4 separate regions of the Homo sapiens genome follow, and all the other regions are linked to region 4. The links are chromatin loops, found by intact Hi-C in ENCODE. Cell type or tissue: endothelial cell of umbilical vein. All regions are shown on one strand.

Evidence for each region. Hi-C counts contacts between places; a loop is a spot of excess contacts. Peaks named below come from ENCODE experiments on the same cell type or tissue, not always from the same donor. Only the 100,000 strongest peaks of a DNase experiment are listed, where the experiment ranks them.
Region 1: a loop joins it to region 4, with 7 times the contacts of the local background. A loop is called at or near these places in 3 of 110 quality-filtered maps.
Region 2: it touches region 4 in a loop (11-fold over the local background); 10 of 110 quality-filtered maps call a loop at or near these places.
Region 3: it touches region 4 in a loop (5-fold over the local background); 6 of 110 quality-filtered maps call a loop at or near these places.

Annotation. Positions count from the first base shown.
Region 1 is chr15:35,285,212-35,293,211 of GRCh38, forward strand. It overlaps a transcript of DPH6 not described here. Among named protein-coding and RNA genes, the nearest start is that of MIR3942, 83 kb to the right of the region's middle. In endothelial cell of umbilical vein, a CTCF peak has its summit at 3,999 (motif pointing right); a DNase peak (open chromatin) is centred at 4,040; H3K27me3 peaks cover 1,825 bases.
Region 2 is chr15:35,515,822-35,523,821 of GRCh38, forward strand. All of the region lies in intron 3 of DPH6 (diphthamine biosynthesis 6), which reads right to left. Among named protein-coding and RNA genes, the nearest start is that of DPH6, 26 kb to the right of the region's middle. In endothelial cell of umbilical vein, a CTCF peak has its summit at 3,892; DNase peaks (open chromatin) are centred at 3,950 and 6,360; H3K27ac peaks cover 287 bases.
Region 3 is chr15:35,748,688-35,756,687 of GRCh38, forward strand. The region is part of intron 2 of DPH6-DT (DPH6 divergent transcript); the gene reads left to right. Among named protein-coding and RNA genes, the nearest start is that of MIR4510, 170 kb to the right of the region's middle. In endothelial cell of umbilical vein, a CTCF peak has its summit at 3,074 (motif pointing right); a DNase peak (open chromatin) is centred at 3,104.
Region 4 is chr15:36,880,042-36,888,041 of GRCh38, forward strand. It overlaps LOC145845 (a long non-coding RNA gene), which reads right to left and starts at 6,492. Exons shown (of 7, transcript NR_024264.1): 1 at 6,380-6,492; 2 at 2,289-2,491; 3 at 1,456-1,627. RefSeq lists enhancers at 401-962, 1,434-2,004. In endothelial cell of umbilical vein, a CTCF peak has its summit at 3,773 (motif pointing right); a DNase peak (open chromatin) is centred at 3,830; H3K27me3 peaks cover 7,075 bases.

The DNA of each region.
Region 1 (8,000 bases), 1.6 Mb before region 4:
CCTATTTTCCAGTACCAATAACTTTTCAAAGAACTTACAGTAGTCATTTGATATGGTTTGGCTGTGTCCCCACCCAAATCTCATCTTGAATTGTTGCTCCCACAATTCCCACGTGTCGTGGGAGGGACCTAGTGGGAGGTAATTGAAACATGGGGGCGGGTCTTTCTCATGCTATTCCCATGATAGGGAATAAGTCTCACGAGATCTGATGGTTTTATAAAGAGGAGTTCCTTTGCATAAGCTCTCTCTCTTTGCCTGCTGCCATCCACATAAGATGTGACTTGCTCCTCCCTGCCTTCCGCCATGATTGTGAGGCCTCCCCAGTTATGTGTAACTGTAAGTAAATTAGTTTCTTTCTTTTGTAAATTGCCCAGTCTTGAGTATGTCTTTATGAGCAGTGTGAAAATGGAATAACACACCATTTTTCTCTAAAGAAGTACTTTTCAAATTAAAATTTTCAATGAAAATTAAGTAATTACTTAATCTATTTCTTTTATATTTACAAATAAATAGTATCGAATTAAGTGGAAATTTGTTTAGCTAACATTCTTGTTTACTTGAGGAAGTTACCTGTATGTCCAGAAATATCTAGACTAGATTTCTCTGGCACATTCTTCCTGATGAGATTCTGGACTGACTCAATTATCATTTTATCTTTGAGTTTTTTTTTTTTTTTTTACCTGAGACCACTTGTTCACTATAAAGAATCCTAAAGAAATAACTCTGAAATGATAATAAGAGCTCATAGAGGCAGCTATTAAAGCTGGGGCAAAATGGAAAAATCATCCAAATGCTATTAATAATCTTTGAGGCAATGAACTTATTAAAGACAAGCTAGTGAAAGCAGAATGGAAAACAAATATAGTTTGCTTCATGAATTCACCTGTCCTGGGTAAAAAACATCACTTTATTGTCAAATAAATATTTGAGTTTCATCACAGACTAGGTAGATTAAAAAACACAAACTACTAACCCTTCCATTAACATGAGAATTGCCAGGTATTACAATACTGTAGCAGCAGTGAATTTTCCAGACAAACACCAAGAACTGGATCCAGTCCAGATGTGATGATAGCACATTAATAAGCTAATTCCTTTAGCTACCTCTTCATTTTCTGAGACTCATTCGCAGAGTGGCAATGCCATTAACTCTGGATGAGGTGCTTCGCCCAATGAATACCTCTTGATTAAATCATTGATTGGGCCTTCTCTGCTCACTTCACTCTCCATCCCTATGGGAAATAAACTCTTGCACAGCATCCTTCAAAGGACACAGAATAGGCAACATAAGCAGTAGGAGCATATAGTGACTAAATGAACAAATGACTGAATAAATAGTTCATAAGACATTGAGAGTTAAACTAGCATTGCTAGGTTAGTGGACATTATCTAGAGTAAAAGAATTGTAAAGTCTAAAGACAATAAAAATATTGATCTATCCAGTACATTATCTTGTTTATTCAATTTAGAAAACTTTGTCTGAAAAGGTAAATTTAAATCCTTAGTTTATTAAAATTTTTGGGAGGGGACTGGTGAGATGTATACTTATTTGAAAAAGTTTTTCTTTTTTAAATTATCTATCATAATTTTCTGCTAAGAGAACTAAGAGGTATTTTTGTTCTCCCCTGAAGATTATCTAAGAGTATTATGGCTTTGCTATTTAGGGGAAAATGCTAGAAAACTTCTGACCAAGGCAAATTATCTGTCACTGTAAGCACTTTTCCTCTGAGGAAAGGAATTTCATGGGAGAAGCAACAGGTGCCTTTTCTTTTTTTGACGCAGTAGTATACAGCAAAAAGAAGACAATAGAAAAAAGTTGTTAAAATGTGACACAAGACTGAAGTCTACAATACCAACTCTTAATGAAATAAATATCGTACAGCATATCCACAATGCTGAAATTGGGCTGAAATGTTACAACTCAGTAAACAGGCTTTGTTTAAAAAAATCTTTTTATGAGTCAAGAGATGATATATTAGAAAAATAATGTTCACAAAAAATCTAGTTTTTAACAACTGGCACCACAAAGCACTTATTATCTCTGATTAGTAAAACAGTTTGTTTGAAAGCAGTCAGTTTTGAAGATTACAGACAGGAGGGCAAGTTTAAAAACATATGAGGTTTATACAGAGGGCTATTATTTTACAAACAACAAATGATTTAAAATAGTCTGAACTAACATTATTTGCAGTTACTTTCATGTTACAGAACTCAATAAATAATGTTTTTTAAAAACTTCGCACAGTTCTTCTTGATCTACTTGTAATTGTAGGGCATTATTAGTTTCGTGTGTATCATGTTTCCAGATCTGAGTGTTGAAAGATTTATTCATGTTGAGCTGTGCCCCAGGGTAATTTTAGTTTTCATAAAACCTAATTCTACAATTATAACCATCTGAGAAAATGAATATTCTTCCTACGAACAGTGTAGTAAGAAGATACATTTTTATTATAAGCCTGATTTTCACAAGTGATTATTTTTTTCATTTTCCTTAAACTCCTTACTTAAATTTTTTTTTCTTATTAGACCCTCAACCCACAAATGTTCAACTGTCATAAAAGATCAGTGTTACTGAACTGCCGGCATTAATCTTTTGTTTGAAATGTATAAAGACAAATAAAGGAGACATTGCAAAATGTCTTTGTGCAGTAGAAGCAGATATTGAAATGATAAATAACATAACCTGTAAACACTAGCTATAATGTTCTTGGATAGAAGAAATTTCTAAATATCAAAGACAGTGGCATCACTGTCAGGTACTCCATAAATAAACCACGGACAATACCTGACACTGGACCTTTCATTCTTGCAATGCTATGCTGAATAAGCATGCTCCCCTTGCCTGTCTGAATTCTATATGCCCATTTCCAGAAATGCTGCTGCAGATAAGTTACAGTGTCATGTTCATTTTGTCAACTACATACTGATTATCCTTTCCTATCTGTAGTTTGGGAACATTATCAAGGTCAGATGCAAATTCTCAGAAAACCTTCCCTAATGTAGCTATATTTCATAATTTCTATAAGGGGCTTTCATAAATAAACTTTGCAGAAACACACACGTATTTTCCAAGATTTTACCTTTAGGAAAAAGGAAAGGTTTACCAGTAAGATTTTACTTTTAGGGAAGATTTTACTTTTAGGAAAAAGGAAAGACTTACCAGTAAGGTTTTGGAAATTTAAAACCAAAAGGAGAATAAGTCTAGTCATTCATTGTATGTATTTTCATTTAATCACTAAAAATGTGATATTTGAGGATGACATATCTAATTTTTTTTGAGGTACGTTTACAATGACCCTACTTTCTCTACCTTCCTAACCGCTTCCTATTTATTTTATTTTGACAAATTACTTATGAAGCATTTGCAACTGATGCACATATCACAAAATTATTTCTGCCAAGCTTCCTCTGTGACCTGCCCGTGGGACATGACATGCTCCAAGATGCATCGCTCTATCAACCCGCATTTTTCCAGGACAATGCAAATTATGACAAATCCCATCATCCTGCATTATGTGCTTCATGCTAATCTCACTAATTCTAAAGAATCAGGAGAGCTTGTTGTTCTGCTGAAGGGCATACTGTCTGATTGAATGATAGGAAAACATTTGCCATCCCCTTCTCACAATCCCAGCTGTGGCCACCACTGCCCCACTTCTGCCAGGCAACTGCTCTTGCTGTGTAACTTCCATATCAGAATTAGCTTTACATCAGCTGAGCTTTTTAACAGGAAACTACACATCACCAAAAAAAGATAGTTCTAAAGTCCAGAAAATAAAAGGCTTTTGGGGGTAAAATGAAAAGAGGAACTTGTATTTTTACCGACTGTTGGATACCTGTATTCATTTCTACTTATTTTAAATGAAGATTAAAATCAAACTTATCATTTCTATGATAAAAGCCAGATGGTTTCTAGACTTAGAAGTTTCTGGCTGCTGGATCACTACAAATGAGATGGCTCTTAAAACAGCTAACCTTGAGGACAATTCCTCTGGGCTTCAGAAGGTGGCAGTATTACTACATGAAACAAGCTTAAGGTTTCCGTGCTATTCCATGGCCACATTGCTGAAATAAACATGTTTAATTCCCAAAGAAACATATATTTTATCCCCTGGCATAATTTACTTATAACATTAAAACTCAAACATGGAGCAATTTGTAGCAATAACCATGATTATGCTGTTAGTGGCCCAAATGTCACTGTCTAGATTAGGCTAAATGATACCTAGCACCGAAGAGCTTCTGTGATTTATTTTTTATGATCATGGGTAGAACTTGCATGCTTAAAAGGCTCACCAGAAAACTGCCTTCAATAAATAAAAAAGGATGAAAAGATTGAAAGAATCTCATATTATTGTTCAGAGATGTGATTGTAAAAAATTGTCATAGGAATGAGGCAAATTTTAAATCTCAGAGACATTTTCAGAAAAAGAGGTAAATATCTTGAACATTTCTAATGTTATGTTTTAGATTCTAAACTATTTTGCTGAAAGCAAATAACTCATCTTATAAATTAAAATGTATCTAAACTGTTTTGTCCTTTATGAATGTTTCCTGAAATGTCAGAACAAAATAAAGGTTTTAAATACATGTAATGCACTAAAATTGATTATTTTAGCTACTTTTAGAAAATGTAGTAAATATAAATCTGCTGATAAATGTTAAGACTAAAATACCCTATTCAAACCTTCAATAATTTACTTTTGGGAGTTCTGGTCTAATGCGTACTGCTACCTGGAAACTATATTGTAGGCTCTTTTGGCCATTATCATACATTAAATTGAAATTGTTATGCATACTCAAAATAAAAGTAAACCACACTAAAGTTGAAAAGAAATGTAAGCCATATTAACTAAAGTTGGAAAGGTTTTGCAATGAACACACATTTTACCACTTACTAAAACAAGGGCAAATTGAAGCCAGCATTTACATCTGTGCCTTAATGGAATGTTGCATAATTGGTTTAATGTTTTAGTGAGTCCTTTAGATGAGCTTAGTAGGTACACAGCACAAATCAACATTAAGGTATTACAAAGAAGAGACAGGAAGATCTTTAGCTTTCTACTTTACTTCCAGCGAGACCCAATCCCCTCAGAGGAATATGACGATGTGAACATCATTTCTGCAAAGGCACTGGGCACACCCTGCACATGCTGTAGCTTGTTGACATGAACCAGGGCAGGCAGACACCAATAATACATGAAGTGCAGTTCAGAGGCAATTAGGATCAGTTGTCAAGGCCAGGCCATTAATGAAAGAACATGTCAGAGGAGCTGGAGACTTCAATGGTTGAGGGCAAGAAGGCGATTTAGTGTGACAGATCGAGTCCTTCCAATGTCCTCAGTGGTACATGCTAATACCAGCCTTAACAACCTTTTGTGGCAGTGTATAATGTGACTAACATGGACTTTGATTCAGCAAAATGACTGCTGCCACTGTTAGTCTGTCTCATTTCGAACAACAGTAAAAGCATTGCTACAAATAATTACCCACTTCCGTCCCCCTTTCTGCCACTTAAAGCATCCGCCCTTTGTGCATGCCATAGTTGTTTGTTGCCAGAAGGTTAGGATGTTTATCACTTTTGGTTTGTGTGATACTTTTTTTTTTTGTCAGCACATATAATCCCAAGTAACTAATTATAATATATTTTAGAAGGCAAAATAATTAATTAAACCTATCACATTCTCGTGTAGTTATTAACAATTTCCAACACAAGTAAAATATGTCTAAAAGAAACAATATCCACCATGTAACTTACAGACAATAAGTGAAGTTGCTTACCTAGGCTCCAAAACCATTAGCCAAAAACTAACCTAACATTCAAAGAAGTGAATGCAGGAGCATTACAGAAAAATCACCCACTGCCATTTTTTGTTAAGTTTCACAATTTGACAGTGATTTAAAATAAAAACCTACATGCCTACAAGCTGAAAATCAACAATAAGTAGGAAAAATATATTAAACATTGGTTAGTAATCCAGGTAAATTACACCAAGGGATGGCTAATGGTTTTGGAGCCTAGGTAATCAACTTCCTTTATTGTCTGTGAGTAACTTACATGGTGGACATTGTTTCTTTTAGACACATTTGACTTACGTTGGGAATCCTTAGAAACTACATGAGAATGGGATAGGTTAAATTATTTATTTTACCTTCTAAAATCTATTATAATAAATTACTTGGGATTATACATGCTGACAAAAAATAAGCATCACATAAACCAAAAGTGACAAACATCCTAACCTTCTACAGATTTTTATGTTATGACAAAACTCCACAGCATCACACTCTTGTCTTTATGGAGGCCTGTTATTTGTTAATTTTTGGCTCTTCTTTCATATTTTATGCTCATTTGGATAAGATATTCTTATGAAGATGAAAATTAAGTCAGAAGAAAAATGGCTTAAATTTTCTTATAATCTCTTAATGTTCTCACCTCCTCCCAATTTTCCAGGATTTACTTCCAGAATCTCAGCTACAAAAGATGATGTGATATCTTAGGCTTAAGGTGATAGCTCAGCCTTGTCTGCCTATGAATGACTAGACAGATATGAAGAAGGGTATGTGGATAGAGATTAATGGAAATTATATTGTCAGGTAGGTATTTTCTTGAGAGATATATATTTTTTTCTGGGTCTTATTTTTCTTCTTTTCTGAGATAGTCCTCACTTTATTTCCTATTTCATACACCACTGTTCTCTTCTTTTGCTATTTTGTTCAGTTCTCTTTGCTCACTTAGTTTTTTTCTGACCTTAGTCACTGCCACTCTACTCCTCTAATACTTAATTCATTTCCAGTCTTCTTGCTTCCTCATATAAATGCTTTTTCCTCCTTTCTCAGGAGAGCTTTCAAAACTGAGCCCTAAAAGGAGAAGTAGTGTAAAAAAATTATCAATACAAATATCTAAATGTTCATGTAATCTCAAAAAGCATTCTCATAAATCATTTATTTTTTGATGAAAATTTGGGAAAAAATTGCCATGCTAAAAATGTATTCTTTATAGTTGTATCCAAAGTAAACACGCTCCAGACACCTGATAGTGTTATTAACTTATTGTTACATTAACCACATACCACAAATGTAAATTGTCTACCTGGTCCTAACCAATAATAAATATATCTCATTCTAAAGAGAGGATTCAGTAGATCAATGATCTACTCTTGGTTACTCTGAAAGATATCTAGCTTAACATTAGCCCTCCAAATCTGGGTCTGCCATGAGACTGATACTTCTGTACCTTGATATGAGAATATTTGATATTATTTTCCCTGCTAAATGTTCAGGACTAATATGATAACAGAATTTGTTCAACTGGTGACTGGGATAAGTCTTCATTATTTTTTTCGGCTGCTGGCCTTCATGACATGGAAGTAGGACTACAGAGCTAAAAGTCAATACTGCAAAGTTAGTGATGATTTTACCCACTGGTAGGATCAGGATTTTAGAAAGTGCCAAAATGAAAATAATTTTATATTTATTCATTTGAACAACAGAAAATGCATATTTTTAAAAAAGAAATGCTGGGAAACTTGCTACTTTTTAGAAAATGTACTTTTTTTTAAAAGTGAACAACTTTTTTGAGATGGCTTTTGAAACTCAGTTCAGTTTCTCACCCTTTGCCTGAAAATCTGGCATTTCTCATCTGTCGTAATATGTTTACTTTGAATATAACATTTTAAAGGTATTATTTTGCCTCCTAAAAACTTACTCCTAGGTTTGTTTTCCTTTACAAGCATAATTATATTTAGTTTCTTCAATCATTATCTCATATTTTAATAATATGCTGCCATTTGGGTACAGCTATAACCATAATAATGAACATAAGGTTCAAAGATCACTAGATATATAGATGGCATGAACCATTAGCAAGAAATATTCTACAGCATAGAGAGCACACATTTTAAAAACTCTGAAATTCACTATAGAATTTGCTATTCTGACTAAGGCAGCTTTCTGTGTAATTAACATATATCTCTTTATAAAACATGCTAGTTTTAATA
Region 2 (8,000 bases), 1.4 Mb before region 4:
CAGAATTTTGAGGCTGCAGTGAATTATGCTTGTAGCACTGCACTCCAGCCTGGACAACAAAGTGAGACCTTGTTTTCTCATACAAACTTTTTAAATTCTTGGTGATACGTCCGTTTTGTGCCCACAAAACTTTCCTAGTTAAGAAGTTTTTAATAGGTGGTCACTCAAAAGACCCTTTAGAAAAATTAAGCCCTGGAAAATATTTAATTAATTCTTACCTCGTATCAAGCGAAAGCAAAGCCCAAAGCAGACATACTGAAATGCACAAACTTTGAGATCATATTCATCACTGCCAAAGCAGCTGATACATTAAGTACTAAAAAGAAACACAATTAAAGACAAAACAAGGAGTAGTAGAATTTCCACCACACAATACCCCTAAAGAGACAGAAGAGCACAGCTAAATTCTCTAAGAACCAGATCAACAGAGAAACCATGACAGATAACAATTATCTTATGAAGTTAGTTAAATATGAGCAATGCTCTATGGCCCCAATGAAAGAGAAAGTGTTTTTCTAGTGACAAGTAAGTATGTAATAGTTAATATTTATTGATGCTTCCTATATGATCTATTCTACATGGATTATCCCATTAAATGCTCATAATGACCCTATGTTGTACGTACTACTACTAGTCTTACTTTACAAATATGAAAGCCAAGGTATAGAGAAGTTAACTAAACTAAGATCATACCATGCAGTGGAACCTAGAACAAAGCGGAGTCAAACCCTAGAGTCCCCACTTATCCCTCAAAGGCAAAAAACCCACCAACATTTCTTGGTAAACACAATATTGGTTTTCTAAACTCTATTTAATTATGAACATATCATTGATCATCATTAAAGGATAAAAACATACAGTGTAACAGATTTTCAACCACTTTTTTGGTCTCCAGGCAATCATTTTTTTGGTCTCACTCACTCACATGCCACATAGTAACCCTAATCACAACTCAGTGATGGAGATGAAGAGGAAATAGCATGGAGCTGATTCTAATATACTCCTAGGAGGTGTCTGCCTCACTTTAAGAATTCCAGAGCATACATACCTACACCTTTATTTGTAAGCAGTACTACTACTGACTCCTCCCAAATTTTGCTTGTGGTTCCAAAAGATTTTTTTTAATGTATATTATTCAAGGATTTTGCCACACATTTCTTTCATGCAAGACTCACATGAAAAAATATACATACATCATCACATACTTCAATATCAACTCATAATAAAGAAAACAGAATTAATAAAATATAATAGCTTGCTATTTTTTTCAGGTTTAATCTGTTTCATTCAGCAGCAGTAATGATCTCATCTCATATTCTACCACCTTGGAAAAATTTAAAGAAGAATTTTTTTTGGAGGACTGCTAATAAAATTATCATTGACATTTTAATTAAAAAAAGAAATGTATGTAGAATAAACAGGATGCTTCCTGAACAGTCTGCAGTGGCTGCTCCCTTGCTTCTTTGTACAGTCTTGGTAAATTATGCAGGCTCTCAGTAGATAGAGCAGCTGTATTTCACTGTCTTCGGTAATGTAATCTACATTTATCACTATTTTAATTAAGTGGATTCTTAGTTTGGTACTCTCATTGCAAAGAAAAAATACCTTATTCAATTTTTTTCTTTGGTAGACAGCATCTTGTCAGTCTTGTAAGCCAGAATGTAATTTTAAACATATTTCTTACTGTAACTGGTCATTATTTTAAGAGGAACTACCATATTTGGTTATTGAGAATTTGTACCTTTTCATTTTATCAGCTTAAAACATTGGTTCCTTCTTTATAGTGATAAAAAGATACTTTCACAGTTCTCAGTTTTAACCCAAGTGATATACAAAAAACAATAGGTGGTTTATTATAATATTACATTCAAGATTACTCAAAAGCAATACAAAACATAAATAAGAACTTTACAAGAAAAACAACAATTTACTGAATATTGAGAACATTCAATTCCAAAGTTCATTGTGTAAGATTATTTTTTATCATCAGGTCATTTGAAGTGTCTGAATCTAAACCAATCATTGTGGTATATAACAGCTTTTAATTATACTGAAGACACATTCCGAATACTTCTTATTCATTTCCTATAATTATTTGTAATTAAAACAATGTTTTACTTTAAAAAAATTAAATTGATGAATTATGCCAGAAGTATGTTTGTTTTAATTGGTTCACAGAGAAACAATTACTTTACTATTAGATGGCTTCATAAAGTTGCACTTTTATGCATGAGGTGTTTGAAATCAGTAAGGGAAGGCCTGGTGTTCAAAGAATTCTGTATTCAGCACACATTAACTGAACATCTTTTATGTGCCAGGTACAGAATTAGGCACTATGAATTCAAACCAAAGTAAGACAAAGCCCTTACACAAAAGGAGTGTATGTACACACACGTACATAAACTGTAAGGACCAAGTGGCTTTTAAACTCTGTTGCTTTGAAAGAGAGGGACTCTAGGTCCCCATCTCCATTTCAACCAAAAAAGCTCCATTTTCATCTATTTTACACACCAGTCTTCTTCGTAGCTGGTGGAGAAAACAAAAGCTGTATAGCTAGAAAACACAAATAAGGGCTCTAGACTATTATTACTAAGAACCCAGATAATTGAAAAAGTATCCTAAGTATTTTCAGATACACTAAAGGGGAAAAATTTTAAACTCCTGTTTTGTTTTGTTTTTTTGAGTTTTATCATCAGTTTTCACACATTGCTAAATACTGGTTTGTGGGTAAATTTCTACTAAAATAAAGATTCCAAAGACAGCTTATTTTAAAAGTTTGGGAATGAGGTGTGTAGGGAGTTGAGACTGAATGCACATCTCATTATGTTAGTTCACATTACCAAGAAATGCTATCCCAACTTTCAGATTCACATAAATCCAGAAATTGCCAGATAGGACTTTTAAAATCCAAAGTGCATTAAATGTGTTCTAGATTCTATATTAAAAACTTCCTCAGATAAAAGCCATTTACTTTCCCACTGTGGTTTTGGAAATAAAGTTACCATTTGAGCATCTCTAATGACCTGGCCAACTTAAATATATTATCTCTAATACCTCACAAAAACATCAAAGGATAAGGTGTTTTTACTCCCATTTTATAGAAGAGAAAGCAGCTGCAGGGGTTAAGACGTGTTCAATATTACATAGTGAATACATGAAGAAACCAGGACTTGGGCCCGTGATCTTTTTATTAAAACACTTTCAGAAGCAAAATAAACTTAATCCATAACATTTTTCTCTTCTAATCATATCTAAATATGATTCCTGCTTTTATTATCCATAACTTCACATCTAGTTGCATTTTACAATGAAAAACTTAGCTATCAATATATACAATCAAAAAGGTAACCAAAAAGAGAAAAAGGAAATCTAAAATTTAAATCAATGCTAATGAATGACAAACACTTTAGTCATTGTGTAACTCCCTTGGTTTGAATTTAAATAATGTCATGTATAACGACTGGGTTTCACAATTCAGGAATAAATAGAAGTCAAATTTTAGGCAGCCCACTCAGATTCTAATTAAATAGAAAAAACAAGTACAAAGGAACTAAATTATTTTTAAAAAATACTCCTATCAGAGTTCAACTTCAAAAAGATATTTCATGAACAGACAGTACAGCCTGTAAGATTCCATCTTTCTCAAATTACTCTGATGAACGTCTGATAAAACTTGAGATTTACCAAGGGATAAAAAGAAGAAGCAGCCAATAATTCTAAATGAAAACTCAGAATGGTCTTTTGTTCTCTTTGTTTAAAGTAAAGCCACTAGTGAAAAACAAGAATGTCTACTTAGGAAAAAGGGGTCTCTTGTTTGAACAAAAATTAAATTTAAATGTCCTGTTTCTTACCTGAACATTTGAAATCATCTACATCTGTCTAATGTTCACTAAAAGACTATAGAGGGCACTGTTGCATCAGCTTTGAAGCTTTACAATAGAGGCTGAGAAAAAGAAAACTGTCTATAACATGTAATTTCTCTAAAGGGTCAAATGCATGGAAATCTACTAAGCCTGATATAAAGGGGAAAGAACTAAAATGTATGTTTTTCTAAAACAGGCTGGACTTCAATGGGGGAAAAAACTTAACAAAAACAACTGTCAAATAGAGAAGACTGCACTGCACACATTTTGCATTTCCCTTTGTAGTGCTTTCATGAGAAAGGTAAGTAATCATAGCACCTCCTTATCCATTGGAAACAGCACCCCACTGCAGAATCCTCTTTACAATCAATAGGCAACTGAATGTGGCACCTCATGCAATTCTTCCATAATTCTATCAACAGAAAGAATGCAGTCTGTTTGCATACTTTTGTCTAAAAGACCAATTCCATTTGTCCCTTCTTGGATAAAATGACAGCTACAGATCAATCACTCTCACGTGAAAGTAAACATGCTACAAAAAAAAACAAAAAAAAAACAAAAGAAGAAGAATCAAAACTGAAATCCTCGCCTATTTTAAGCATAATTTTATTACACATAAAAACTCAAAGTAAAATAGAAAAAGCAAGTTTTTCCTCATAGACATGCATTTTGTGCTATTATACAACAGTATCAGGATGTAAAATAAATAAGTTACATCAAACAATAGTCATGAATCTTACCTTTACATATGGACAGCACTTAATTAAGTTCCATATATTTTCTATTCTCTCACATAATTCCTGTTACAATTCTTTGAAATTAAATCCAATTAAGTACAGTGTCAAAGGTACTTTCAGTACATATATACAATAAGACTAGCATACACAGCATAAAGCTTCTTATAATACTACCATTTAATTTTTTTCCACTAAAAATAATGCAAAAGTAAAAGGGAGTTAAATTATCTCATTTTGGTAATTTGAAAATAATATCCTGAATTGCTGAACCTCTGTAGAAACATGGACATTAGCTGTGAGAATTATAATATGATCAAACCAAGTAGAATATGTACAATGAAAAAAAAATCCTCCATTAATGTATATCTAATCATACCACCATATCACATATTGGATAAATCCACATTAATACAGGTACCATAATAAAACTAAGGCCTCTAATAAAGGAACCCAAATTCCCTGGAAAAACAGTATACAACTCATTTTGTCACTCTCAAAATTCCAGAGAGATTAGCACCTTCTCTGAAATCAAAGTGCAGAACTGTGAAAGTGTTACAAATTCTCCAGTAATATGTCAACCTACTCATAAATCAAAAGGAGGGGAAGGGGCTTTAGATGGTATGTAGATTTCATTTTATTACAAAAGCTCCAGTTTAACAAGTTATTTTCAGCCAATAAAAGTCAAAAAGTAAAGCAATGCTAAAGTGGCTAGTACTGACTCTGAGGCTTTACTTTTTAACTGAAATGCTACTTGAGTATTGCTCCCTTAAATTATTAATTTATGGGTTTTGCTTAGTTTCCTCCTAAGGCAAGGCAGTTCTAGTCACAGGTACATTGAATGCATGTAAATAAACAGAAAGCTTTTATAATGGTCCTGTAATTCACTAAACATAATAAACAACCTTTTTTAATGAATGTTGAATGTACAATCCTATGAACCAACTTTATATAAATAGACTATATCATCTAAAGAATCTGTAAGATCCTCTAGGAAGTAAATGAACAAATTCAGAAAAATTAAACATAGGCTGATTGCTTTTCATTGATCTAACAAAATTAATGCTTACAACAGAATCAAAGTGCTGATAGGACTATGAAGAGTTGTGTTCAATTTTGAAGAAATCTAAGAGAAAGTGTCATGAACTGTGAGAAAATGTATTTGCAATATTGCTTTTCATCTACCACAGGATGACTACAAAAAAAATCAGGCAATGTATTTTTAATATGCAGGATATTTAACTAGATATTTTAGTTTACTATTGAAGAAGAGCAGCATATTAAAATCAATTTTAGTCAACTTTAATTTATGCAAAGCTTGATTGTGAGCAATAGCTGCTAAAAGGATGCAACATTGTTGATTCATATACAAGCATTTTACTTAACTACATTGGATAATAGCAGTGCTCCTAAAGGAGTATAAAAAGCAAAGTGATTAGCAGTCATTAATGTTAATTAGTGTTCACATTACATTCCTTGGGATGAATCTCCTTTAAGTTGAATACATGGAAAGTTCATTTTTGAAGGTTTGCCAAATCTTGCCTAGGTAAGTACTAAACTAAGCCGTCAACTACCAGCAAGCAGAATGAAAAACAGGGACAGATCAGCATCCAATTAGTATGTCTAAGTTTTTAAACAGGAAAAGGGTTGAGGGGAATCAGTAAAACTGGAAACTCATACTTCACATTTTGCAATCTCACTGATAAAAGGAGGAAATGTGTGTTTATCAAACTTGCTGTGAGTGCACAGTTCATTTGGAGTCCTGTAAACAATCGCCTGGCTGCCCACTTTCAAATGCATGTGAAAATCTTGGAGATTCAGAGCATCATATTCAGCAAGCAAGGTCATTCTAGTGATGCCCTGGAAATGGGAAATTAGGAAAACGTGGCAATCAGAGGTTTAGGATTGACCAGAAAAAGCCCTGAGGCTGGATTACCATCTTTCACCACCAGTCAGGCTGTCTCTGCTTATTCAGTATTAATACAACAGGACTGCAAGTGAATGAAAATAACTCAATGCACCTAACTGGGACACTGGCTTTCTTGTTTAGAAAACAACAGACATTTGTCACAGCAAAAAAATTAAGTAAAATAAAATAAAATAATAAAATCTCTCACATACAAGCTTTCAAGAACCAACCCTGAAAGAAAAACAGGCTCCTCATGAACCTTCAAAAAGGACCTGGGGAATGGCTGACATCCTGTTGATTTGATAATCAATAGGAAAGATTTCCTTTCCCCCAATACCATTCAGTGCATTTTTAAGTAGATGCCAAATCTTCAACAAGGAAGCTTCAAAAGCAATATATCCTCATTAGAGAAAAACACCGAAAAATTAAATGTGCAAAAATTATACTCTTAATTCTGCCCACAGACTTAAAATATATCCTACAGATAATTTTTCTATGCATGTACTTACACAAATGCATTGTAGAAAAATGTTATTATACCATACAGAGCATTCCCTAATCTGTTTCCTTCTCTTAAAAATATATACAGATGTATTTCTGCAAGTTCATTTTTAATGCTATACAGCATCCCACTGTATAGATATGTCATAATTTACATTGCCAATGATTTCTAAATTTTCAAGTATATTTTAAATTATTTCCTTAGTTATAAATTCCCCAAAGTGGAATTGCTTATTACAGGAGTGTATTTTTTTGTGTTTGATGAGTTTTGCCAAATTACCGTCCAGAAATATTGAACCAATTTACAGGGCTGCTAGCAGTACATAAGGGTATCTGTTTCTTCAAAACCATTATTATTTCTTATTTCTGTCAAAGTGTAGCTGCATTTTTGAGTTAGTGAAGTTACACATTCTTTTTTTTTTTTTTTTTTTGGTCATTTGAATGTACTTCTCTGTGAAATGCCTGTTCATATCCTTAGCCCATTATCTCTATTTGGAGACATGCTTTTTATAATAATATCCAAAAATTAGTGAGGAATTCCCCATTGAATACTAATCCCACCAATAAGAGATTATTTTAAAGAAGAGATGTTAACTGTATGAACATTAAAAGATCCTATTAAGGTTGGTAGCTTTACATGAACCTATTTTATAACATTATATTATAGAACAAGACTTCCCAACTTATCCAAAAAGAAAAAGAAAAATTAAAAACTGAACTGGGATTGCAAATATATCTCTGAAGCTACCTTTGCTTTCCATAAATGGAAAAACTTATGATACTAAGCTGGCATCATCAGCAATGTTCTGTTGTTCTTTTTACTGTTCTGTTATTCCAAGGAACAATTATAAGCATACTAAAATTGGAATTGCTTTATTAGCTACTATGATAAGTCAAGAAAGGAGACTGTAACTATGGATGACAGACAAGTTCCTCATGCTATTATCTTGAATCAAGAATTTAATTAAAATGTGTCACTTTTGAGAAAAGCAC
Region 3 (8,000 bases), 1.1 Mb before region 4:
GCACTGAATTCACACCATCTAGCAGAGAGTGGTACTTAAGTATCAATAAACACTTTTTGAATGATTGCATTTGTAGATCACTGTGCCAGTTTATTAGTTCCATACGCGTACCCATACATTGTTTAATTTCAATTGAATAGGCTTGTAACAAATCAAATTTTATTTGTCCCCCTTGGTTTATATACTGATAGAAAGTTTTAATGAATAGATTATTGGTTTCTTCAGTAAATAGCCCTTCAGCCCACCTCTGATTGCTCAGGGCCTGGCTCAGAGTGACCATTGAGAAGGCACTTTTCTTTCCAAGCCTCAGTTTCATAGTCTGTAAGACTGATATAAATATGATCTCTGCTTTAAAGAGTTATTGTGAAATTAAATGCGTTAATCCATATAAAATACATAGCACAGTTCCTAGTATATTGTAAGCATTTAATCAACGTGACCATCATGATTGTTATTATTATTGATATTAATTGCTGAAAGAACAGAATGTTTTTGACACCAAAGGACCTTACAGATGAGTGAACATACTGCTATTCATTCTTATTGTCCACAAATAAAAATTGCTAAGTTATTGTTCAAATTTTTATTCCAAACAATATTTTACAATTGTATGTTCTTCTGAGGTAATTCTCAGAACTTGCATTTCAGTGATTTAACATCATGATTCTTTCTATGATTTGAATGATTTAATTAAAGGCCATTCTTCTTAAGCTTAGCGCTTAAAAAAGTCTTAGTAGAATTAGGCTTTTAGAAATTCTAAAAATATGAAAGAGAAAAACATTTGACTCCCCAGATATGTGCAAGCAACAGCAAACCATCAGATCAACTGAATAGATTAAAAGTACCATTTAACATTAGCTAAATATCCTTTTATTTTCGATATAAAAAACAGTAGAATTCCAGTGGTAACTAATGTAAATAATTTATTTTTCCTCATTTAATGGCTATAGTTCTAATGATATCGTCTCATCATGAGGTAAAATGTAAAAATGCTTAAGGACTCAGTACTCTAAAATAGATTTTTAATATTTAAAAGGTTTGTGCGATTTTAAATAAGGCAGTGCCACCCAATATCATAGCATGCTTCATGAGAAAAAGATGCTAAATTTCCTTGACCTAGTTTCATCTTCATGTTTAGGAAACAGTGTCTAAGAAGTAAACAAAGTAGTTGTGCCTCATGTAGGAGATGATTATTGTTTGAATTTATGATTCATGCCTTGAGCAAAATTTTGTTTGTGGCCTCATTTGCAACCATAATTTACAACTTTACCAGGGATATGCTGTGTATTTGGAAGGTAATATATCAGACTTGCTTTGTACTGGAACAGTTTTCTAGCTCTGGGTATAGTATTTTCTGTGTTTCTGTTAGCTATAAAATTTCTAGGCATAACATTTATTGTAGCAAATATGGAAATTAAAAAAAATTGCATTCCCCTTAGGAATGTCTTATTGTATTTATATTCTGATTATGGTTAAATCCAACTATTGTTTAAAGGAGTTGTTAATCCTGCAAATATCTGGTTGCAAAAGTAGGAAGATTTAACTTTTTCAAATTTTTAAAAAAGTAAAGATTGCATCATTTTTGCATTGTGTGTAACTCTCATCTAAGAAACTAATAAGTAACATGTGACTCCAATATAATGTTTGTGTGTGCCCTTAAAATTCAGAATTTTTTTTTCTGTTGCAAATAATAAGTAGACTATAATACTGTAAAATGAGTTTTGCCTGTTATCTTTCATCTATAAGTTAGTGAAGAATTTCCCACAGTATTTATTGGAAGTTCCATTGTCCATTCTAATTTCAATTGTCTTAATACATATGGAAATACCGGGGATTTTATAATCAATCAATCAGTCTACTCCAAGTTGTAGAGATCCTCAACTAAATGTAATGTATTTTCTAGCACTGACATTTATTTATTTGCATCTTTGTACTGCAATTTTTATTAGGATGCTCTTTTATTAAGGGTAATACTTATTCCTCCAACTAAACATTTAAAAATTAACTCTAAGCTTCCACTAGTTTGAAAAATTTCTGGTAGCTTGATTTGAAAATGTAATTTTAATACATATGATTAACAAATATGATCCCATGCTATAATTTTAAAATACTGAAATTATTATTCTGTATCCGATTATATAAGTTTAAAAACAGAGTTAAAAATAGAAAATATTGCCGTTTTTCTTGTTTTCTGATATAATTAATAAGAAAAAAAGCTAAAAGCCCAAGGGAAGTTTAAAAGTGTAGAAAAAACTTGACAATGAACATTTGCCTAATATGCTTGGTGCTACATGTACTTACAGCGTAAAAAATAGATCAACCTAGAATCAGACTCTTCCAGAAATTCTTTCCATCATCCAGTTCTTAGCAGAGTTTCTTCTGACATAAAGGTAAGTAGACTGAATAGTCTAGTGAGAAAGAAAGCGATCACTTTTTCTGGCCGTTACAGTAGAGAAGAGAGAAGTAGGATAATGCCTTTAGTCACAATGCTGGGACTTCAAAACAGAATTAAAACTCTGTTTAGGAGAATGTAGGCTCAAGAATCATTTCGACACTATTACATATTTCTTTTCTTCCCCCAGTAATTATTCATTCAGCTATTATAACTAACCACAGTAATTTTCTTAGAACAAAGGAGAGCATGGCAACAATAGCTTTAAAAATGACGAAGTTTAAATGCCCAAGGTCAGAGTGTAACGTTTTGATTTCCATAAGTATTTCAAATGCTACAGGCTTTATGTAATAATTTTAATGTGAAAAATATGCAGGCCACGCTTCACTGCTCTTTGCATATACTGCAAAGAGGGAAAAAAAACCTTAAAAATTGCTTAGCTTTAATTGAGCAAAGGGATTCACATGTGATCTGAACTTGTGGTTCATAATTCCTCTAGACAGCTTCGGTTGCCGTGTGATGATCCTAATTAAATTATGTAACGGCACTGAACTAGCTAAGCTAAAGGGCCTGTTCTTTCACATCACCTGGTGACTTAACTCTTTACAGGACTCTGGGTTTGGGGCTTTGGTCTTCTACCACAATCTTGTGTGTTTTTTCATTGTTAAGGGAAGGAAAACACAGTATTGATGGAATCCGCTTTAGAAGTTTCGGCCTGTAGGTGGCAGCATTGTAAGGTTTTGGAAGTCGTGAGCTCCCAGGTCTCTGCTTGCCTTTCCCCCAAGCCTCATCCACCCGTGCCACATCAGGGGAGCTAACATCACTATACGCTCATGTCAGGTAAAACTAAAATGGAGAGAAATGTCGTAGTCAAAAAATTAGGCTTTGTTCACTCCCGTTTGTGTTTCATTATATTTCTGATGACACGGTACATTTCTAATTCTGACCTGAGATTCAGCTAAAGGATTTTTCTCAGTAGTCAGGCGTCAACCCATGGCAAACCATACTTTTTCAAGATAGGCGTTTTACCAAGTAAAGAAAGGAAATTATTCTGGGGGAATAATTATTTAACTTAGCCATGCCTATTTTAATCACTTGGGAACAAGTTAGACGGCTTCGTGGGGCCATATAGAAATCACCTAACGAGGTCACCTCACAGTAATCTCAGTGTCCCTATAAAGGTTGGCTTCCCTCTCTTCCTCCCTCCTTTTCTCCCTCCCTCGCTCCCTCTTTTTCTTCCTTTCTGCTTTCCTTTCTCCCTCTCCTTCTCCCTCCCTCCCTTCCTCCCTTCCTTCCTTCTTTCCTTCCTTCCCTCCCTCCCTCCCTCCCTCTTTTCCTTTCCTTTTCTCCATGTGCGGTCACCTTTCACTCAAGACCTGAGATTACCTTTCTGATTTGGCAAGGGTGGAAAAGAAACGAAGGTTTACCAAGTAGAAAAGAAATAAAAACTTCACCAAATTTGATACATTTAATTTACAATTCATGATTCATGTAGCTTTTAATGATGTATTGTTTTATGCAATATGAATTTCTCAGATTATATCACTATAATACATAATAAATGCATATATGTGGATGCTAGCATGGATTTTATTGACTGTGATGTTTTCCTTAGACCCACAGAGATCTTGCAGTCTTACCTCGCACACTTCTCTCTGAAAGTTGTGCTTCAAAAACTTCCCTAGGTGATAATGGCAACAGTGTAGTGTAAGGACACTGGTTTCAGGCCTTGTATGAAGTCTTTGGTTAACTGAATCCTTGGGGAAAATCATTTCTGAGGTCAAGATTGACAAAATTGTTTAAGTATTATTGAAAATATAAAACAAAATTGTTTCCTCAATAAATATAATTAGCTGCATATACTGCAGTTTCAAGAGCAAGCACTGATGTTAGGACCAGCTCTTTAAATAAAATAGGACCTCTGTGGTCTCTGGAGGGAACATGCATAAAGCAAAGTAAATGATTTTCTGTCAACACTAAGTAGACAGGTGCTTACATTGAACAGCATTCTAATATGTCTCTGAATATTTATGTCTTCTTTTTCAAATGCATTGCCCATGAATGTCACAGCTGTCAAAAATCTGTACACAAGAAGATAAAAAATGAAATTAATAAAAGGCAGATCAACATTTCGTTTGTTTGGAACACTTTTCCCCCTTGCTGCTTTCTTTTTTCTTTCTTCTTTTTCTTCTTCTTCTTCTTTTTTTTTTTTTTAATTTTTAACTCAGCTGTGTTTTAGGATTTTGGTACATCTGCATGTTCTAAAAGGCCAACGGAAATGTAAGTTGACTAGTTGTATTTGGGCTGGCACCAGGGCCTGTCTCAGTATTTAAACACCAAAATAATCAATGGAATTAATGGCCAAGAGGAACAGGGTCTGAGGATTTTTCTAGCCATTTCCGCTGTCCATGCGCTTGGCTTGCTTGGGTGCCACAAACGAGATTCTGACAGGTTGTCACTGCCCTGACCTGAAACTCAAGTTTGTGAGGTGAGAGGCTCTTAAATCTTTTGGCTTCTGTAGCCCAGAGTTTTAGCTGTGCAGAGTTAGTGCCAAAACAAGCCATCATGTGCCCTCAGAGTTATAAAGGAATTTGGTTTTCAGAGCAGAGATGACTAAATAGAATTGGTGGTAGATCAAAGCAATGAATAAAAAGGTCTATTTAGTCATCAGATCCCTGCCTCTCTGCTTCTCATGGTACTGAGAGAGCCAGTGTGTATAAAGAGCATGTGTTAAGATGAACTCAGCAGTCACTTGACAAGCATTTATTCATTAAGAAGCCGCACATTTTGAGGTACCTGGTTGTTCTTATTAGTAAGTAACCCCCAGCAAAAATATCCCCCCAGATGTTTTCATATTTACTTTGCAATGTCCGAATGAATCATTTGGCAACAAAGGAAAATACAGTTTAAAGATTGAATCAGGAATTTAAGCTCAGGAACTCTTTGTACTTTGTTTTGCCCTTGATGAGAATTTTTCTAAATTAAAAACTCTCCAAATTGTCAAATCGGTGTTGCAAAAACCTCAGTTTAGTAAGATTTAGCATTTGGTTTCCAAATTTTGGTCATGTAATTGGTGTTTTATTGATAACCGCAGATATGAACCAGATGTAATCAATATTGGTTTAGCTCAGATTTGATTTGGAGAACATACTGGTTGCTTTGATTTTTTGTTGTAATTATAGAAGTTAAAGAAAAACCCCACATAGATTCAGTTCTGATTTGAAGAGGGTCACTGGACATTTTTTTTTTCTTTTAAGAAAATTTTAGTTCGTTGGCAGTCTGATTAAACAAATATTTGAGTATATTTATATTGGGAGTTGTACAAAAGTAGTTTGTAATATGGCTCAGTTCAAGTTCCTTTGATTTGTACTGTGCGATTGATATGGATCACTTCAACAAAATATCAACCTCTTTCAAATCAGTAATTTAACCTCTTGTCGGTAAAATTAGGGGTGATCAAATTGGCAGGGACCGTGAGGATTTTTTAGAGGTAGATGCTGATGCTCTTGTGGCTGGAACCTAGAATTTCTCTCCATCTCTGCCCATTGGAATCCTACTCCTTCTTCAAGATCCAACACAAACGCTACACTTCCCATCAAGCCCTCTCTGATTCTCCCTAGACAAAAGTATTTTTTTCTCTTCTTTTTTTACATGACACTTTGTAAGTACTTTAATGAAAGTGATTATCATATTCTGCTTCAAGTTATAAATAGTGGTTGATGTGTTTACTTCTTTCAATATATCATAAACCGAGAGCAGAGGCTTTGTCTGTTTTAAAATTTGTATTACTGCAGTTCTAGTACTCTTGTTTGCAGATTACTTATAAGTGTTGTGGCTTTCAATACTGGTTGAATCTTTGTTGCTGTTGCTTATTTTTTGTTTTGTTTGTCAGTTTGTTTTGGTTGGAATGGCTCATTTGGCAGGAAAAACATTGCAGCTATAAAATATAATCCAAATGCTTATTATTGAAAACCTTCTAGGGCATTTCATAACGTATACATAGAGTATCTAAAAAATATGCAACCATTACTAGCAGTTCACTGAAGTTCACATTTCAAATAGGTTGCATCTGTTTCTAATCAGGTAACTGAATGATTAGCAGGAGAAAACATATGATTAGAAAGCATACAACCCTTGCTGATACGTATTATTTTAAAGCTCTCCAAACTAAGGTCAATAAAGGAATAGTACATGCAGCAAGAAAAGCTAGATTAGAGGAAGAGTTTCACCAGTAAACCCTTTTGTGAGCTGTTGTAGAAACAGAACTAATTTAACTGATGGGTTGAGGCATTTTGGGCTGACATGCTAACTAAGGAATGTAAAAATAGATGAGAAGAATGGTGACTAGGAAAATTATGAGAGTTGTAGTTGAAGAAAATAAAAAAATGTTTGCTGAGTAGAAAGTCAATGAGCAGATGATTTCATCCGTTTTTATAGGGCTATACTTTTAACTCAAAGAAAGCTAAGTAAGACTAATGGAGAAAAGCCCTACGTTTGATAAAATAAAATAAACAGACACTATTACAAATAAGAAATGTTGGAATGCTCTTTGTTTACTGTCATTACTAATGGGAAAGATAAAATGACTTTCTTGAGGTAGTATATCATTTTAAGATCATACTTATCTCTTAGCTTAATTCATCAACTGAGCTACTTCATTTTTGAACAGTTTTTACACCATTGAGCTTGAAGTTCACAGAAGGAAAGAACAAAAAGCTCTGTTCTCTACTATGATTTGAACCAGACACAATTTACTTCAAAACTGCATGCTGTTCTTCAGTTAATTACTCTCCCTCTGAATTCTATCAGATGTCCCTTTTTCTGCAATTTGGACAGTCTGCAACAGAAGAAAGACATGGGGAAACTTGCTCTTGGTTTTATGTTGGTGACATGCTTTATGAATTGACTTGATATACTTTTCCAGGATTTATTACAGAAACTGGCTACACTTTTCTGTAGACCATCCCTACTCAGTATAGTCAAGGCTCACTGGCTTAACAGAACGTTATGTCTGACAACACCAGTGTGCCTACAAAGCTGTTCTAAAAAGAATGAAAATTTGGTTTGATGTAAAAGTCTACTGTTCATACAATGCCTTGTAACACTGTATTTCATTAATACTATTATTATTTTTAAACTGCAATGTGAGACCCAAGTGTGAGACAAAGAATTTCAAGTTCAAAGTAACTTGAAGCCACAGGGCCCTCAGCTTGGGAAATTCTTGGAAATATTGGAGGTCATGGACCTTCCAAAAAACACAGAGAAGGGAACTTGAGCTAATTTTAGCTAAATGTAAAGGACAGAATGACCTTACTTGACACAGGATTTACTTTTTGCCATTATTTTTTTATCTTCTGGTTATTTATAAACCAACAGCTTACCTAACTACATGCTGTGGTTAACACAATTTAAGCAATTATAGCTCATAGTGATAGTTTTCCTGAAGGTTATACTTCTGATCAAATTCAAAGTCTTGATTGCCAAAGTTTACATAAATTGTTAATACAAAATTTAAGTATGTGTCTATGTTCCATATGAAATACTGCTATGACATTTGTAGAATCCTAGCATCTAATTTTTAAAAACCTTAAGAACAGAAACTTATTGA
Region 4 (8,000 bases):
AATCCCTGTATTTTCGAGAACTCGATTTTTCCGCGAATCAATGTCTGCTTTTTGGATACCGTAGATCAGGGTGTAAAGATTGAGTGTGATGACAATTTCTCGGAAGATAGGGACGTCTGAGCTCTGGAAGTACCATCTCTCTTCTCTATCCCTACCCCCTCCTCCAGCCGCCTCCTTTCCTGGCGTGGCTCTTTTCCCGGGAGCTTTCCAGTTAGAGGCTGCACACCTGTCCGGGCGTGTCCCGGGATTTGGGTAGCAGGTGGGGGCGGCTGAGGCGACATGGAGGGGATGGCGGGTTCAGGGCCTGGGAACCCCGGGGGTGAACTTCCTCAGGTGACGTCTGCGGCCGGAGGCCCGCACCGAGTGCACGTGTTTCACACACGCGCGCGCGCACACACGCACCAGAGCGCGGCGAGGAGACTGTCCCCCTCCATTGCGTTTCACAGCGGCTCCGGGACCAGTGTGGCCTGTGAGCCTTTTGTCCATCCGGGCGTGGGAGCCTGGCCTGGGAACAGGGCAGGCCGTTGCGTATGCCTCGGACCGGGAGCTTCGGTCCCTTTGGCGGGGTCTTTGGCCTCTAGGGGCCTATCTGGGTTTCCTTCTTGGTTTGGTAAGAGCAGCAGTAGCGCCAGGTACGCCTTGGAGACTGTAGGCGGAATCGCTCCAGCTCCTGCTCTCTCCCGCGCCCCAGCCCCGGGCGGAGGGAACAGGTGGGAACCGCGGGCTGGAAGGAGGGAGACGTCCCCTACCTCCACTCCGGAAGCCTCGGGGTAACGTCTCCCATTGCTCTAGCGGAGTTCAGATCTCCAATTCCAGTTTCAACTGGAACCCTCACCGGGTCTGTCTGCTCAGTTAGGAGGGGGTGCGTTTGCATTGATTTTTTGTGGCATCTGGAAATTTGCGGTGTTTCAGGAATAAATTTTAGCATGTTTTTCTTTTCTGTTAGCCACTGCCCTCCGTTTCTGCATTTTGTTTTTTAAAATATTAATGACTGTGTATGTCTCTGAAAGGTCCACCCAACTCAGGACTCTAAAGGAAACATAACGGCTTTTGCACATTTTGGGGGCGTCTTTCCTTAGGGGTCTAGGAGCAGAGAGGTGCTGCTTCCATTTTTGTCAGAATGCTCAGTCATAGAGTTCTCACCCCCTCTTTCTGTCTAATACGGCTTTGGGGGGTTTGTGAGGGGAAAATAGCACCCCCTCCTCCTCCCTATCAGCACTCAAATACAGGATTAGGTGGAGTTACCTGAAAGTGTATATATTGTTCCTTGGCAAGTGTTTAATTCTCTTTCTCTCCATTTCTATCTGGTACAAATGCCTACAAAACTCCATTGACGAAACTCAACAAATAGATGTGGACAAGAGAACATCTTTTACATCTCCACAGCTTTCAACTCGCTAATTGGTGAATATTAAAAATATTTTTCCAGGAAAAAAGAAAAACAAACAAACACACCTACACTGCTGTTGCTCGTGTTTTCTTCTCACCAAAGGTAGACACATCATTGGATTTCTTTTTCCTTTGTAGCAAAAGATGAGGAAATCAGAAATGAACCGCAGCCTTTTAACAGTAGCAATTCCAAGACTTTTGAAACAGTTTTCTTTGCTTCTGTTTTCCCTTCTTTGCCCTTAAAGCAAAACAAAAACAAAGACAAAAAAGGAAGAAACATCATTCTTAGTGAAGAGTTTATTTTGTTGCCACAATAAAGGGATGGGGGCAGTTAACAGCTACTTGAGATGGTAATGCTTAGTGATCCCATTCTTTTACTCATAATCTTCAAGTGGTTTAAGATTAATGGCAAGGGGTGTTTTCCGTCTCTTCCTAAGGACCTTCACATTAATTTACTTAGAACATTGACCAGACTGTCAATGTCTCCAAATTTCATTAAGTCAAACAGAGACAATACAATGAGATGATCATATTTCCTTTATATGTGAGAGAAATATTTTTATTTGGATTCAACTGCTATGAGGGACACCCCCTTTCTTGTCTTTATTATTTTGTTTTCTTTGTACAGATATGTAGATAGCTATATATAGATATTTTGTATATATACCCACATACGTATATACATATATATTTGAATAGACTCATATGGTCTGCAGATAACTTCCCTTCCACTTCTGAGCTTAACGAGGACCTTTCAAACAGTCAACCCCCGTTGCAGGCAGTAGATTCTGCTTCCCCAGAGCAGGATTTATATTTAAAATCAGTTTGAACCCAATGGACTTCCTCAAAACAGACCCCCCAAAATGATAACAGCTTGGAGTATCAATATTTAACTTTACCTCAATTGTCACACAATAGCCCCAGCAAATCTTCAAACACAATCAGACTGAGGCATCACTTCACTGGCCTGAAGACCGGGTTGTCTCCCACCTCTGCCTTGCCCTAGGAGCGCTGGTTCTAGGGAGTCACCGGGGTCCCTGTCCCCTCCCTGAGTGTCTCCAAAGATGGGAATGGGGGTTGGAGAAGGGGTGACACAGGGCTTCTGGGAAGAAGCGAAAGAGGAGAATGGATTTTTAAACCAGAAAGTCCTGCTACTCTGGCAAGAAATTAAAGTCCAGAGACACACCTTTCCCTTGCTGTCCTCCCTGCCCGTGTTCCTTCCCCCGCGCCTCATTTCTGAGCACTGTTTTAACAAAATCCCAAAATCCGGTACTTTGGAAAGCAAAACCAAAAACTCCCTCAGAAACAAAAGTCGTTCCGCGGTGTAGATTGACACTCGTTATGTGGGGGTCTGGTTGCGGTTGGAAGACTTATCCGAGTCAGGGCTGCATTGCCAGCGCCTTTCCCAAGAGTGGAGGTTGGCGGTGCAGGCGGTGCGGCTGCCAGCCTGAGATTGTTCCGGCTCTCGTTACCTGTGCGCCCTCGCGTTACATGGTGCTCATAAATCCCGCGGCAGATTAACTGGGAAACCAAGAAAATGCCTCTATGCACCGAACCGTTGAAAAAGAACCAAAATTCTCTCAAATAGTAGCAGTCTCACACCTTGCATTGGACGTGAAACACTATAGTAAGATCAAATGTCAAAGACATCGGTTATTTTGGTGCACTTCAGCTACCTTTTCCGTTTCCAGCAAAATTGAGAAGTACGACCCCAAAAAGAATAGACACACCCATGGAAAAGACGTGTGTGTGTGTGTGTGTGTGTGTGTGTGTGTGTGTGTGTGTGTAGCTATGGTGACAACTTTTAAACACTTTTTCTGCTTAAAAAAAAAGATTCGGACAGGGTCTGGTATTGCTTTGCGTTGCAGGAAAGGGTCATTCTGGACAAGGAACCGTCTGAATTCCGAAAGCTATCCCTCAAGACTTTTCTAAACAGTGCGAGTTTCCTGGGAGTTTAATTTTGTGAGGATGCAAAATATTGCTTTGTATTGGCCTCTTTCCCCATCAGATATCCATTTTTAAAACGTCTACAGCATCTATTAAAAACATTTCCTTGGACTCGGAATCTGCAGTTCTGCAGGAAAAACAAACTGTAGCGAAAACGCAGAGAATACAGAGATGTAGAAAAAGGAAAGGTGTCCTCTGCCAAGGCTTTTGATAGTTTATTCCCCAGAGGCCAAGCGAAGGTGGGGGGGTTCCTTCGCATTTTATTATTATTATTATTATCATTTATTCATTTAAATGTTCAGTCCTTGACAAGGTATTCCCCTGCCGCGGGGTTTTGCTGGAGAATGGACGTGGGGGCGGTGGAAGGAGTCAGTGAAAGGTGGGGTGCGCAGAAAAACAAGATTCGCTTCGCAGGGGGCTGACCCGCAGCGTTCTGCTCTAATTGCCAGCAGGGGGCGCTCTGATGTTAGCTCTGGACTAGACAGCAGAGCCACTCTGTGCTTGCAAGACAGGCTTGGCAGTTTCACGCAGCTGCAAAAGGAAAGGGAGGGGGGATTGTAGTTCCTAAATCCTCAACAGCTATTCCACTTGGGTTATTTACCCTCGGTTCGAAATGCTTCTACGTCTCACTTTACCTACCCATCCCGCTTATAGTGCATCCCGTTCCCCATCCACCTCTTTCTTTTCATCGGCATCTACGCACCACATGTATAATCTCTCTCTCTCTCGCCTTGAAATATACATTAATGCAACTTATTAAATGCGACGATGAATAGTCAACATTTTTTTCGCCTGTTGGTTCCGCTGATCCAAGCAGGATTTATTTGCAGATCTCACGTCCAGGAGCCATAATGCATGATTTTTTTTTTTCCTTAAATAAAATTGGTCAAATGTTGACAACCTTTGAGCCAATCTAACACTCAAGATTAGTGATGGGAAACTAATGAGAAAATATCAGATCGCCCAGCCTGAGGGCTGCCAATTAAATCTTCGCTGATTGAAAAATAAAAGCGGACTTGGGGTGTGAGCCCAGCTCAACTTCATCTATTAATTTAACATGTTACCGGGTTTATGCCTTCTCTTCTCTAAACAGCTTCCCGTAATACAGCTTTCTCCTCTTCATCCCTCAACCTAAAAGCCAAGTGTTATTTCTCAGAATATTTCAAGTGGTCCAAATCTGGATGATCATTTCTTACATGGTAAATATTAGGCCTTTAAGCAATATGATTTAACTAATTAGAAAATTTACATCATTAAGTCTCAGGGAGAGAAAAAAAAAGAGAAACAAATCTGCCAGTCATTTTAAAGGAGACAGGCACTATTGAAGTGTGAAGAAATCGGCTCTAATTCAAAAAGGCAATCGGGCAGAAAAAGCCCTCAACATTACCCTGCTAGTTATTAATCAGAAAGGGCTCTCTCCTCCCCACACCTCCTCCCTTCTAAGCACTGAGTTTAAGTTCGTTTTTTTGTCAGTGGCCCATGTCATATTTATATTGAGGTTTTGTCTGCTAAAGGATTAAAATTTGAAAATGTTTCAATAAGAGGCAAACAGAATCCTCAAAGCGAAAAATATCCACAGAATCACCTCTCTTCCAGACAAGTAAACTTGTAATAAACAATTCTCACGCCCCTCTTATTTTTTTTAATTCTTTCGTCTTTCTTCCCATTAAGTTCCTATTTTGAAACCTGCTTGGTGAGAACTAGATAAAGTCTTTGTGTTCTGCCCCCCTCCCCCTCCTTTCTTGCATCTCCTCCCTCCTCCAAAGCGAGAAACTTAGACTGAAAGCAGAAAAGTACAAATACATTAACAAAGCCCCACTCACTTGATAAAAAGGCCATGGTCTAGGCTTACATGTCAGGAATCTAAGGGAAGGGGGCTCCGTTGGTGGGTCTACAGACAGAAGGTGATGAACTAGAAATTTCCCCCACCTATGTGTACTATTCAATATAGTGTGTGGTTAGAGAAAAAGGAAGGCAGGTGGGTGAGAATTATTTTAAAGTGTATTGTGGTGTTGTGTGGCTTTTTCTTTCTTCTCCTCTTTTCTATTCAGCTTAAAACAGCAGCCTCATTATATCTAGGTGCCCCTTCCCATCATACTCTTACTTAAGCCCTTGGTACACCACACACATCGCCTTTTCCCTAGTCTTCTCATTCCCAGCAAATTAACAGAAGAAGGAACTGCAAAAGGAACTTTGTGAGTAGTTCCATTTGGAAACCCAGGCCCTTCCTGGCATCTCTGAGGATTTGTTCTTAAACGGATATTGGCCTCAAAAAATGTAATAGCAAGCCTTAGATATTCAATTTCCCTTCATTATTATTTCTTCTTAAATTATAAAGAGGTCCCAAAGGCTCATTTTTCTGCCTTGTCCTATTCTTCTCTAATTATGTTCCCTCCTGGCCTCATTTTCTTCTCCTCCTCTCTGCCTTACTTTCTTAAAGTTTCACTACCTTGCTTCCCATCAAGTCTCTGGGCCTTAGAATTCTCAAGTCTTTGGGCTTCTGCTGACCTTGAACAGCTCCCAGCATTAATTCAATGCCATATTCCTGGTTACCAGATTTCAACTTTGCAGGAGAGAGCAGTAGCAGACCTGGGCTATTAACACACCACAGTTAATTCTCTGCGGGAACTTTTACTAGGTGGGACTTGTGGAAGGAGAAAACGTCTGTAAACAGTGCATGCTCCTGAGGGTGGGGAATGATTTCTGATATAGAAGCCAGAACACATAAAATATGGCCATATTGGTGAAAGAGCCAGTTCCGAGTTAGCATTTGGTTAAATAAGGAGAGGGAAGAGAACAGGGGGACCCTGGGAAGAGTTTAGAATGCTCCCCAAATGCAGCTCCTTTTCTGACCATTAAAGAGCAGATGTGAGTCGAACGTGCTCCCCTTTGAGAAAGATTAGAGTAAAATGGACCCCTCCGTCACTTTCAGGAGGCAGGACACAGGGAGGTGAAAATATACAAGACAATGGCCTCTGGCGCTGGTGGGCTTCCTTGGCGGGCTCCCCACCTTTTGCCCCGTCCCTCTTACAACCCTTCTTACCTTTGTTGCTTCAATTTGATATGAAACCATGGGATGTTCCTGGGCTAGGTTCCTCGAGAGGAAAAAGACCACGAGAATCAACCCGTCTCCTGCATCTACTCCGAAGTCAAGAGCATTACAATACAATTTACAGCGCCTTTAACAACTCGCAAGTAAAGCATTAAAATTCGCTTTAATTGAGAAAATATTGATTTTTAAGTCTAGAAAAAGCGAAATCGTAATTTAGCTTCAAACTTTCAGGCGAGAATATAGCGTATTATGTCGCCGTATAATGGATCCACCCTTTCCGCCCATGCAACATCACATCTTTAATTGCTCTACTTTATGAAGTGATAAAGACAAAAGATAACCCGACTTAGGCAAACGCTTTTTAAAAAGAGGACCTAGAGGAATTTCTTTTACCAGATACTTGTAGAAAGAATTATCTCCTTTTTTGAAGCAGAAAAAAAAAAAATGCCCAAAGGGGAGGAAAGAAATAAAAAAGAAAAACCACAGACTAGTCTGAAAGCAACTCACATTAGCAAATCCGTTGACATGCTCTACCAAAGGAGGGATGAAGCCAACATTTAGAGAAAATGCATTCACGGACAGAATTGCATCCTCCTTTAAACGAAACAAACCTGGGTCTATTTTCTTACTTTACTCCTCCGTCCTTTTTTGGGGTGGGGTGGGGGGCGAGGGGAGTCAGAGGGGGCAGAATCCATTGGTGGACAGGGAAGGGAAAGAAAATCAGGCTTTCTATGTTATTTCTGTATCGGTTTTTGGTATTATAGAGGAGTAAAGAAGTTTTTGTGTGATGGTTTTTCATTGATCAGTCACTCTGAGCTAATGTAATTATCCTCATCAATAGGAGGCTGCAGAGAGAATCATTATGTGGGTGACATTGATAAATGATCGCCCAGGAACGGCCCTCTCGCGGGCAACCCCCACGTCTGACCCTCCCACACACACAATGTAGTCATAGAAACACCTAGAGAACCTCGAGCCCCGCCGCGGAAGAGGCAGGAGAGGGAAGAAAAGCCTCGGGCGGCCGAGGTGGGGGTGGGGGCGAAAGGGGACGGCCAGCCCCAGATCCAAACCAGTTCCAACGACAAAAACAGCCAGCGGCGGGGGGCGAGGGGAGAGGGACGGTCTCCCCACCCGGCGGCCAACCCTCCCGCGCACAGTTGCTCACAACAAAGTGAAAATCCGCCCTCCAGACGGACCCATTCCTCCACACCTTTTCCCATGTGTGACCTCACTACCAACAACATCTGATGTTTGACGAGACACATATTCAAAGGGGTCTCTCCAAAGGAGTTAAATAATTAGGTCACAAAACTTGTAGGCATCTAATTCTCACGCGAGTTTACCCCGCTCCCCAAACACCAAACAAACCAACCAACCAAACCCATCTGAAAGAAAACAAAGGCAGCATCTGGGCGACACCCCCCTTCCTGCGTTCCCCCCAGTTATTTACTGGGTGACCCCGTCCTTTCTCTTCACCTCCTCACCCAGCGCCTCGGATTATGAGATAATGGATTTTGCGATTGTTCTTGTCAGGGAAAAAAATCTCCACAGAACCCCACGTTTTCATCTTTCAACTGTTTTATTTAAGCCAATGGGAAGGTATTGAGGGCAG